Regions from separate parts of the Mus musculus genome. Here all the other regions are linked to region 1. The links are chromatin contacts, found by POLR2A ChIA-PET in ENCODE. All regions are on one chromosome and are shown on one strand. The core of a region is the stretch at or near the end of the contact, and the rest is flanking DNA. Distances in the headings are between cores, read along the strand shown.

Evidence for each region. ChIA-PET counts read pairs that join two places held with the same protein, here RNA polymerase II (POLR2A).
Region 2: POLR2A ChIA-PET joins it to region 1 with 16 read pairs in embryonic stem cell. The contact joins the promoter of Blvra here to the promoter of Trpm7 in region 1. POLR2A ChIA-PET finds 5 or more read pairs at or near these places in 2 of 5 experiments (Patski and embryonic stem cell).
Region 3: POLR2A ChIA-PET joins it to region 1 with 35 read pairs in embryonic stem cell. The contact joins the promoter of Usp8 here to the promoter of Trpm7 in region 1. POLR2A ChIA-PET finds 5 or more read pairs at or near these places in 4 of 5 experiments (Patski and embryonic stem cell).
Region 4: POLR2A ChIA-PET joins it to region 1 with 11 read pairs in embryonic stem cell. The contact joins the promoter of Gabpb1 here to the promoter of Trpm7 in region 1. POLR2A ChIA-PET finds 5 or more read pairs at or near these places in 3 of 5 experiments (Patski and embryonic stem cell).

Annotation. Positions count from the first base shown.
Region 1 is chr2:126,874,931-126,877,630 of GRCm38, reverse strand. It overlaps Trpm7 (transient receptor potential cation channel, subfamily M, member 7), which reads left to right and starts at 1,370. Exons shown (of 39, transcript NM_021450.2): 1 at 1,370-1,657. The coding sequence starts at 1,655.
Region 2 is chr2:127,069,210-127,071,909 of GRCm38, reverse strand. Blvra (biliverdin reductase A) reads right to left here and starts at 1,253. Exons shown (of 8, transcript NM_026678.4): 1 at 1,180-1,253. It overlaps Ap4e1 (adaptor-related protein complex AP-4, epsilon 1), which reads right to left. Exons shown (of 21, transcript NM_175550.3): 21 at 2,096-2,700.
Region 3 is chr2:126,705,930-126,708,629 of GRCm38, reverse strand. It overlaps Usp8 (ubiquitin specific peptidase 8), which reads right to left and starts at 1,302. Exons shown (of 19, transcript NM_019729.3): 1 at 1,143-1,302.
Region 4 is chr2:126,674,307-126,677,006 of GRCm38, reverse strand. It overlaps Gabpb1 (GA repeat binding protein, beta 1), which reads left to right and starts at 1,415. Exons shown (of 9, transcript NM_001271468.1): 1 at 1,415-1,651. It overlaps A630026N12Rik (RIKEN cDNA A630026N12 gene), which reads left to right and starts at 1,720. Exons shown (of 1, transcript NR_166192.1): 1 at 1,720-2,700.

The DNA of each region.
Region 1 (2,700 bases), core at 121-2,620:
AGTGCTAGGATTAAAGACATGTACCACCATGGCCAGCACTTGAAGCACTTAAAAACACTGCTCCTCCTAGGCCTACAAGGTGGGGAATGCCTGAAGATGATTTATAAGCACCACAAAACTTGTAAGAGAAAGAGTGAGTGGCTGGATTAGTTTGTTGAAGAGGCTTGGCTCAGTGAACTGTGGGTCATATTGCTTGGGAGATAATAACTATGCAGCATGGAAGAAGCTAAACCAAACCAAGGTACGTGCACATTGTAGGAAACTTCAGCTAGTCCATCCACAGTCCATCTATAGACACAGAGCAGGCTAGTGCAGTTGGCTCGCCCTATACCTAGGTTCTAGGTTGACTCAACCAACCAAAGAAGGAAAATAATTGGAAATAAAATTATACTGAACATTTTATTAATCTAAAGAAATACACATTTGTATTTTGTTAGGTTTTGCATCTATTGATTTAATGTATACTTAAAGATGTATATCTAAGGCAGGAGGATTACAGTAAATTTGAGATTAGCCAGAGTTAAAAGAGGAAAGATAGAGGCAGAACAGCCCTTCAGGCAGAGGAGCCTTTAAAATTGTAAGAAAAAATGTCTCTAGGTCTCTGTAGGGAATTGGTTCCAAGACTCTCCATACCCATAATATACATACAGAAAGATGATGTGCCAAAAGCAGGTTTGGTTTTGTGTTTTTAAGATGGTGTCATTCTAATCCTCGATAGCCTGGAATTTACTGCAGTCCTCTTGCCTTAGCCTTCGGAGTGCTGGGATTACAGGCATGTGCCACTACTCCTGATCTAAAAAAAAACAAAAAACAAAAAACTTTCAGGATGGCAAAAGCCGGCAATCCCAGCAGTGTGGGGTTAAAGGCAGAATCCATAGTTCAAGGTCATTTTAGGCCAGGCGCCTGGGCTACAAAGGAACTCAAATAACACTAAATGTCTGAAATTCCAGTTCTGGAGGATCTAGCACGGTCTTCTGAGGACACTGCACACATATGGTACACAGACATACATGAGGCAAAACACACATACACCTAAAATAAGTCACTAATAATAGCAGTGTTGATAAAAAAAAAAAAACGGATTGCACCCTTGATGGGAAAGGATAACGTGCGGGAAGAGATCGCTAATAACCAACGTAGACAGATGCGATAGCAAAAGAAACAGACAAGCGTGCGCGGCCGGGAGCTAAGTTTTGGCGAAGCCGGGGAATCTGGTCATTAAAGCGGAACAAGTTCTCGTGGACAGAGGCAGGGGAAGCCGAAGCCAGCAACACCAGGGAAAGCAGCAGCTCGGCGTTTCCCGGCCGGCGGAGCTTAGGGGCAGGCCGCAGTAAGCGCGCCCTTCACGTGACACGCCCTCCGCGCGACGCACTCGACGGCCCCGTCACGTGGCTGCCGCGGCCCCGTCTCCGGCGGAGGCGGGCGCGGGCGCGTCCCTGTGGCCAGTCACCCGGCGGAGCTGGTCGCACAATTATGAAAGACTCGACTTCTGCTGCTAGCGCTGGAGCTGAGTTAGTTCTGAGAAGGTTTCCCGGGGCTGTCCTTGTTCGGTGGCCCGTGCCACCGCCTCCGGAGACGCTTTCCGATAGATGGCTGCAGGCCGCGGAGGTGGAGGAGGAGCCGCTGCCCTTCCGGAGTCCGCCCCGTGAGGAGAATGGTACGGAGCCGGGCCTGGCGCGGGCGGGCCTCGCGGGAGCCTGGGCGGCGCTCCGGGGAGCTCCGTGACCCTCCGGGCGCCACCGCTCGCAGCGGAGCCGTCACGGAAAGGGAGGGAGGGCTGGGGTGGTGTGGCAAGGAGAAGGGCGCGGGTTCCGAGCTGTGACTTGGTGGCTGTGCCGCAGACGCTCTACAGGTACATTTTCTACTATTATTTTGTTTAATAGAACGGGAGCGATTTTGACGGTGTAGACTGCGATGTGGTTCGGGGTTTTGTTTAGCAGGCGACAGGGAAGGGACAATTCCTGGGAGGCTGAGACCGTGCGTTGCCAGGTCTGCGTCGAACTACCTCATCTGTTGTCCCAGACAGTTTGAAGCCAATGTGCAGACTGGAGGGAGTCGGTGTGTTGCAGCGTTGGCTAGAGCTTTTGTTGTTAAGGCCAGGAACCGGATTTGGAGAGTTCTTACAAAGAAAGCCATTTAGATCTAGGATCTGAGCAGGAAAGGCATTCCTGCTCAGTAGTTTAACTTGATAGGCTTTATGCAAACTGGTGTTTCTTTGCCGAAGTCAGACAGGTTTAGTTTTCTGCCTTTTCTTTATTTTTGAGACAAGGTCTCGCTTGTGACCCTGGCTGGCTTGGAACTCACTGTGTAGACAGACCAGGTTGGCCTTAAACTCAGAGATCCGCTTACCTCTACCTCCCAAGATTAAAGACGTGCGCCACCATGTCGGGCTAGGGCTAGGTTTAGAAGTGTCTTACTTATAAAGTACATGTGAATAAATACTGCATTTCTCACTTTCGTTTGTAAAGTTATTGAAGACTACTTTTTTTTTTAAAGATTTATTTATTTATTATATGTAAGTACACTGCAGCTAGCTGTTTTAAGACACTCCAGAAGAGGGAGTCAGATCTTGTTAGGGATGGTTGTGAGCCACCATGTGGTTGCTGGGATTTGAACTCGGGACTTTCAGAAAAAAACAGTCAGTGCTCTTAACCGCCGAGCCATCTCTCCAGCCGCTGAAGACTCCTTTTATTTGAGACT
Region 2 (2,700 bases), core at 4-2,503, 190 kb before region 1:
CACACATATTTCTCAGTTTTCTAGCCATCAAGAAGGCCCTTGACAATACTTTGTCTACCACGTGGCTTCAATATGTGCTACTCTGCAATGCAGAATGGAAGAAAGGGATCTGAATATTTATTAATACAACCTATTACAATAAAAATGAACTCTAGTTCAGTAAGAACTCAAATTATTCAGTAAGAACAATTTAAGAAATTCTTGGAAGTAATATAGAAACTTCATTAATTATGGGGGGAACTTTCCAGTGCTATAGTGTTTGCTTTGTGCATTGTGAGTGCTAATATTTATAAAATCTTAGGTTGAACATTCTGTGGCCTTACATAGCTATAGCTATCCTACCGAGCAAGCATGCTCTTTATCCCCACTTGTACAAATGAGGACACTGATACACCAAGAGGTTAGCTAGTATACCCCAAACCCATAACAGCTGTAAGATGCAAAACTGGAATTATGTAATGTTAAATAGAAAAATATCTGGATCCAAAACTGCACATAATGGGTTTCTCTGTATAGCCCTGGCTGTCCTGGAACTCACTCTGTAGATCAGCTTGGCCTTAACTCAGAGATCTGCCTGCCTCTGCCTCCCAAGTGCTAAAGACTAAAGGTGTGCGCCACCACCGCTGGCCTTTTAATTTCTGTTTTTAGTAGGACCTAAACTCAGCCTTATCTCTGAGTTCTTCAGATAAGCAAGCGACTTAAAATTCAACCCTCACAGGGTCTTCCAACACTCTTTCTTTCAGTTTTCAAAGAATAAAGTACAGCTAGGAGAGATTATAAAAGACACACCTGGCGCAAACTCTCAACCTCCAGAGTTCAAAGTCATCATTCTGGATATGACACTGTCAAACCGGGGGTAGGGGTGGGGGTGGGGGGCTCAGTCCCCCAGTCAGTGCACGATACACCTACCAGCCTCATCTAGGTAAGGCCGGAAACCATCAGCACTTTTAAACGAGATGGAGATTTAATTTCTTTACCATCTTTACTCGGGAATGCCGCTTCCTGAGAGGAGGCCCCCCCCCCCCCCGGTCCGGCCTGCGAAGGGCTCCGCAAAGAGAAGCTGGCGGCCAGGGCGCTCCGGGGTCCCGAAAGGATGGCGGGCACGCGGCCCCTATCGGCCTTGGCCTCCCGTCTCAGGGTCGTGCGCTCAGCCCCGCGCCCCTCCCGGCCAGAGCTCACCTTACCAGCGGCTCACGAGCTTCCGCTTCAGCGCGCCCAAATTGCAGCGTCCCAGCAGCTACAGACAGAGCGCTGCTAGGATTCGATTGGCTGTCCAGATGGTAGGCGGAGCCTTGACCGAGCAATTCCCGTGAGTCCCGCGGCCCATGCTGCTGAATGGGGAAAATTACGAGCTGCTGTGTTTTTGCACTTGTTTGGTGTGGTGTCGCTACTTTGTCAGCTCCCTTCGCGCCAAATGCAACTAGGGCTTTTTTTTTTTCCTGGGTATATTCGGGACCTTGTTTAGTTTTGCGGCTCAAACATAATTGATCTGACACAAAAACTTGTTCCTGTAAGGAGCGAGGATTCCAGAAAACCAGTGTTTGTAATTCCCTGTCTTCAGGGCTAGGAAACAGCATTTTCCCAGGAACAGCCTGGTCTCACCCTGGGAATGGCGAAAGAGTAGACGCACTGAGGGGAGAATCAGAGTGCTGTGCGAGGAAAGTGTACCAAGGGTAAGGGAGAAGAGGGAGGCATCTGAAGGACGCTTTGACCTGTAGGGCTGGAGTCTGTTCCAAGTCCACTGACATTTACCCTTTTTTATCCCTTGACAAAACTGATGAAACTAACAGGGTTGGTGGCGACGAAAAATCATCTTTGTTTCTCGTGAGATAAATGTCCTCACTCCAGACAAGGCATGGAGCACAATTACAAGCCTAACTTGGAGTCAGACCACTTCTTAACGTTTCCATCATCTGCCATCTGAGAAGTCAGAACTGACCCCTTCCTGATCACCCTGTAATCTTCCACCCATACAGCAGCCAGAGTGACCTTAAACATAATAGCAATTAGTTGGGTATGGTAGTGCATACCCTGTGGGCTGGGCAGCTCACGTCTTCCGTGAGTGACCAGGGGCTGGAGAAATAGCTCAGTGGTTAAGAGCTCTTGTTGTGCTGTAGAACCTGCAGAGCACCTGGGTTCAATTTCCTGCACTCACACGGCAGCTCACAACCATTTGTTCTTTAACTCTAGTTCCAGGGGAACCGATGGCTCTTCTGACCTCTGCTAGCACCAAGCACCTATGTATGAATAAGCCATATTTTTAAAAGTTAAAAACTAATAAGATAGTGAGGAAGAAACCTGATGTTGATCTCTGGCCTCTGAAACATGAACATTTACATGATTATATGTACAGCCACACAAACATGTGCATATAACACACATGCAAAAACAAACATACAGACTGAGCAAGTTGTATTTATATATTTAGAAACCTATCTATATACTGATTAAATAATTTTCATCTACTTAAATTATAAAGAACATACAGACCCCAAAAAGCACAGATGTTTTTATTATACATTCAATTAAAAAATTTCAATTTACACAGTCCAGTGCCAAAACAAAGTAAAAAAAAAATGCATCATTTATTACGTTGCTATTCACTTGCATTGTTCTCTCCTAAAGTTCTGACATAAGAAAACAGCTCAAAGACACATGAATAGGGTCAGTGCACTTCTTATGGCTTACCATGTGACAATG
Region 3 (2,700 bases), core at 53-2,552, 170 kb after region 1:
AAACAAAAACCAAAAACTACCACCACCAACAATACACCGAGCCTGGCAGTGGTGGGCAGCACTCGGGAGGCAAAGGCAGGCAGAACTTTGAGATCAAGGGCAATCGTGGTTTAGAGTGAGTTCCATAATAGCTATGGCTGCACAGACAAACTGTCTCGAGAAAAAAAAGAAAGAAAGTAAGAAAAAAAGAAAGAGAATAAAGCCACCAAAACCAAAAAATAACACATGGAATTTTTAATGAAGTAGGATAATATACACAACTAAGAATACTCTAAGATTTAAAAAGAATACCCTTGCCAGGAGTGGTGCTTGATGCAGTTTTATCCATCTCTGGAGCCAAGGGAGGAAGGTTTCAGTGAGTTTGAGACAAGTCCTGTTTACATAGTAAGACCTTGTGGGTGGTGGCGGGGAACAACCAAGAATTACACCCTTTAGCTAGGCATCGTTTTGATCCGAAACCCTAGAGCTTTTTAATAAATATGAAACTCCTTAGATTCTGCAACACCTCTGTGAGTCACGTAAATATTTCTTGAATGACTGACTCAAGGTCATAGGCAGAAAGCAAGAACAAAACATAGGAACAGGGTCTGCAGCTTTGTGGGTAAAGGAATATCATTGTGATTTGGGGTTGACAACTCTCTCGGTACATCAGATGTGAAGGGAACTTGTCAGTGCCACAAGTCTACAAACGAAGAAACATTTTTAAGAAAAGAAAATGCCCTCTTTGAAGAAGTTTTAAGTGTGGTGAGTTTACTTAACTCAATTTTTGTACTTCACTGAAAACATGCGTGACCCGGGTAAAGGGGAATAGGGAAAACATGACAAATGGTCGTATTAAGGCCTGGGGTTGTAGGTAGCACAAAATGAGAAAAAAGGAAGCAAAAGGAAGGAGTCCAAAGTTGGGTCTAGTGTCCAACAGAAAGGAGAACTGGTCAAGGCCACCCTCTGAGACCGGCAAACTACATCAAACTCGCTGGGCACCGTAGGAGGGGGACGGGAGCGACCAAGAGTCGGGCCCTCCCTGGACCAGCCAGTTGTCTGGGGTTGTCCCACCCCTCCGCGGACAGGGCTCGTCTCCCGGATGACCAGCAGCTGGAGGACGCCTTCCCCAGGAACCGGGGCCGGAGCCAGGCCGCACTCACCGCAGCGCCCGCGCTCCGCTAACACCGGCCTCCTCGCCTGACGCCCATCGCCCACCACCAGAAGGAGAACGAGCCTTCGCTCTCAGACGCACGGCAGCGCAGCTCATCCCCTCTTCCCGATTCGCATTGCGTGGCGACGGGTCGCGTCTCGAAACGTCACGGCGAGGGCGGAGCTTCCAGTGAACCCTGTAACTCCGCCTTTCTGTCCCGTAGGGAGGGACATCAGGGCGGCCCTCTCCGGAAGGGTGAGCGCCGAACCGGCCTGAGCATGCGTCGGAAGGACAGTTTGAGCTGGTGCGGGACGGAAGCGCGCGTGCTGCGCTTCCGGTGTCCTCGCGCGTCTCTTTTCCGGGTGGAAGTCAGTTCAGATTGTGTCACATTGTGACTTGGAGCTGTCCACGGAGGAATCGAGGATATTTTGGCGCCTCTCAATAGTGCATTTTTCCCGTCAGATCGGACATTAGGGGGAAAATACGGGGAGAGGATTGATACCTTCTAAAACTTGGGAATAAACATTCTCCAAAGCCAAGCCTCTGGTTAAAGAACAGACGTGTTTGGAAAACACATTGCACAAACACCGTCAACATTTCCAAAAGGACCAGTCTTACAAAGCTGGGGTTTGAACTCTTTGGAGAGTTGTCTTGTGGAGAAAAGATGGGCTACTCGTGGACATAAAAATTGCTTAAGAGTGGAGTTGTTTTCCCTGGTCACTAAATCCGTTGGGACAGTCCAACTTTTTAATGCATGTCAAATCTAAAAGCACAGCTCTACTAAGTATATAAAATGAAAATACTTAGCAGATAGGCTGCCATTAAACGTTAAAGAGTAGTAAGCATCCAGTCTACCAACCTTTAAAATAAACCTTAGTTTCGTTTCCATTACAATTAGCTACATGCAAAGGTATTCTTGTGCTGGGCGGTGGTGGCACACGCCTTTAGTCCCAGCACTTGGGAGGCAGAGACAGACGGATTTCTGAGTTCGAGGCCAGCCTGGTCTACAGAGTGAGTTCCAGGACAGCCAGGGCTACACAGAGAAACCCTGTCTCGAAAAACCAAACCAACCAAACAAACAAAATCTTGCATTTCTCCTTTAAAAAATCAACACTAAATTATATACTATTTGTTCTCCCTAGACAAGTAAAGACTGGTGTGATTTGATACCGTGCAATGCTGGGAACTACTGGATAAAAGCCTCAAATGTTTTTTTTTTCCCCCTCATAATTAAGGAAGAAATTGTTTTTTTGAGGATGGATTATTTTAGGAAAATGTTTTTTCTCTGCTCAGCTTTGTGGAATTGAGTAAGGAAAGAAAAACTTAGAGCTGAATGTGAGAATAAGTATAAAACACATGGAGAACATTTTGGGGTGCTCTGACAATTGGAAGGAGGTAGGACTGAAAGGAAGAGAGACATCATTGGAGTGTATCAGTGAAAATTTTCTCTGAGCCCAACAAGATGCGTGAAGTCCTTACCAGGTAAACTTGGCAATCTGAGTTTGATTCCTGGAAAACACACACACACACACACACTCACGCACACACATGAGTTGTATACACACATG
Region 4 (2,700 bases), core at 166-2,665, 200 kb after region 1:
CCCAGCCTGGTCTACAGAGTGAATTCCAGAGCAGTCAGAGCTTCACAAAGCGAGACCCTATCTCAAAACCAACCAACCAACCAAACCTAACCAAAAACCCCTGAAATAAAATATTAAATAAAAAGAAAAAACATGAACTATGCTCTCCCCATTCTGTTTACTTTGCTATGTCTTACACTGGCTACAAACTTTCACTATATAAATAAGAAAGGCAGCCGGGCGTGGTGGCCTTTAATCCCAGCACTCGGGAGGCAGAGGCAGGCAGATTTCTGAGTTCGAGGCCAGCCTGGTCTACAAAGTGAGTTCCAGGACAGCCAGGGGCTATACAGAGAAACCCGGTCTCGAAAAACCAAAAAATAAGGGCAAGTGTCCTTATCTGAGGACAGACACACACAAACACAAATGAAGTCTGTAAACAATTTGGATCTCATTTAAGCCATTTTGCTCCTAGGTTATTCTCGGTTGTCTCCGATATTCTCATTCCTAGATACCTGACGCCAAAAGTTCCACGGGTAGTGGACTTTTCGGTGAAATATATCAAAGTGGAACTTTGAAAATCGCATGTGAAGTAAATTTATAAGGCTTTTCCTTCACAAATCATCATCTCCCAATCAACTCTTGGTTCATTGAAAGTAAAATACGTCACTAGGCATGGTGGTACGCGCCTTTAATCCCAACAATTGAGAGGCAGAGGCAGGCGGATTCTTTTGAGTTTGAGGCCACCCTGGTCTACAAAGCCAGTTCCAGGTCAGGCAGGGCTGTTACAGAGAAACCTTGCCTCGAAAACAAATCAACAAAAATCCTGACAATACAGACAGGAGAAAAGCGTCACTATTACAACATTAAAAAAAAAAAAAGCCACAGAAACATCCACGTCACACACGACCAGTTTACACCAGGTGAAGAGGACAGGCATCCTTTGTTCCCGCACAGGCCCCACAACCAGCGATTCCGGGTACCTTCCAGGACCACGGTAAGTTAAATCTTAGGTACCCGGCTGCCCTTCCGCCTGCCGGGAATCTGCTAGAACACCCCATAGTCAAGTCCAAGCTCCAAGCGTCCCGAAATGCCGGCACTTTCCGTGTCACGCCGGGGGAGAACTTAGCACACGCACCCCTAACTCCCACACATCCCGCCCCGCGACGCGGCGCGGAACACCCAGCCGCGCACAGGGCCACCGCAGCGCTCACCCCGCTGCCGCGCAGGCGCCGGGCGAGCCGGGACTTGCGGTCGCCCCGCGGATCATTCCGCCGCAGCCTTTGTGTGGCCGAACGCTAGAAATGGCTTATTTCCTTTCTCCCCGTTTAAAGTCAGAAGCAGACCCTCTCATCCCTTTCTCCCGCCGGAACGGGGCTGGGGGAGGGCGGCGGCAGGCTCGCTCCCGGGGCCAGTGGGGCGGAAACGGGCGCGGGTTGGCGAGGCCGCCGCAGGCATGCTGGGAGCTCGGCCGCCGTGTCCCTCCGCGCCGACGGGGACTTTTCGGTGGGGATTTTGGGCGCCGAGCAGACGCGGCATTTTCGGAAAATAGCGCCCTGTGCAGCGAAGCGCTCTGTGTGTGGCGGGGCCGCGTCTGCCCTGACGGCTCCGAGGCGCCGCGGTCCCCGCACCTCCTCCCGCTGCTCCCCCGCCGCCGCTCCCGAAGCTTTTCCAGGTCAGTGCGGGTCTGTGTAGGGCCCTGTTACCACCGGATGTGGAAGTTGATCTCTTCGCTGGTAAAAAATAATTCCACTTCCCCCGGAACCCAGATCATCCCCGCGATTTCCTGTTTATTGCATTAAGGCGCCGGGTTTCCGGGGCTCCTGGCCCCGCTTGTTTGGCGGGGGTCGGCGGGGTCGGCCTGGGTGTCCGTGCTGCCGCCGCCGCCGCCGCCGCGCTTTGTCCGCCCGGCGCTTGGCTTCTGGGAGGGGCGGCAGACATGGTGGCGGCCGCCGCCCCCTCCTCGGTCAGGCGCCGCGGCCTCCTGCGGGCCCCACGGGTCGGGTCTGCGGTGGGGTCGCCATGGCCGTGGGGGTCCGGGCCGGCGGGGCAGGCGGCGGGAGAGGCGGCGCTGTCCCCGCCCGCTCCTTTGTCTCGGCGGCCTGAGGGCCTGGCCTGGCCGGGCCGACGACAAGCGGGAGGGAAGGCCGGGCCGCGCTGCCCCGCTGGGCCCCGCGGAGCCCGGGGCGCTCGGGTTTCGGCCCGAACAGCCGGGTCGGGGCAGGGTAGACGGGCCAGTCCGGAAGGGACGGAGCCTGCCATTCTCAGTGGCCGAGACTTTTGCCCCGGAGACTTCGCCACCGGAACCCACGCGAGCGCGGGTGCGGAAAGAAGCCGCGAGTTTCGTCGGTCATGTCTTGCCTGGGCACAGATCGGTGTTGAGTGTGCTGTTGTGAACCTCTCCCACGGCGTTGAAGCCGCGGGCTTAGCCTTGAAGTGTGCATCTCCAAAATGAGAGCGAAGGAAAGCGGGCCTACCTGCTGGCTTTTTTTCCCTTGAAGCTTTTGCTTTAAGCCCATTTCCACTGTGTCTAGCAGACACATTTGCTTTAAAGCAGGGAGCGAGACCACAGTACTTCTGAAAGAGAGCTTCATAACGTGGGAGTAATTTTTAAGAGTTCTTTCTGCAGACACTGTGGTTTGTTGTCTATTCAGGCAAGTTACTTTCTGAAATGTAATTTTTATCTGGGGGTAAAAAAGAACGGTGGTGTGCTTTTTCTAGGGA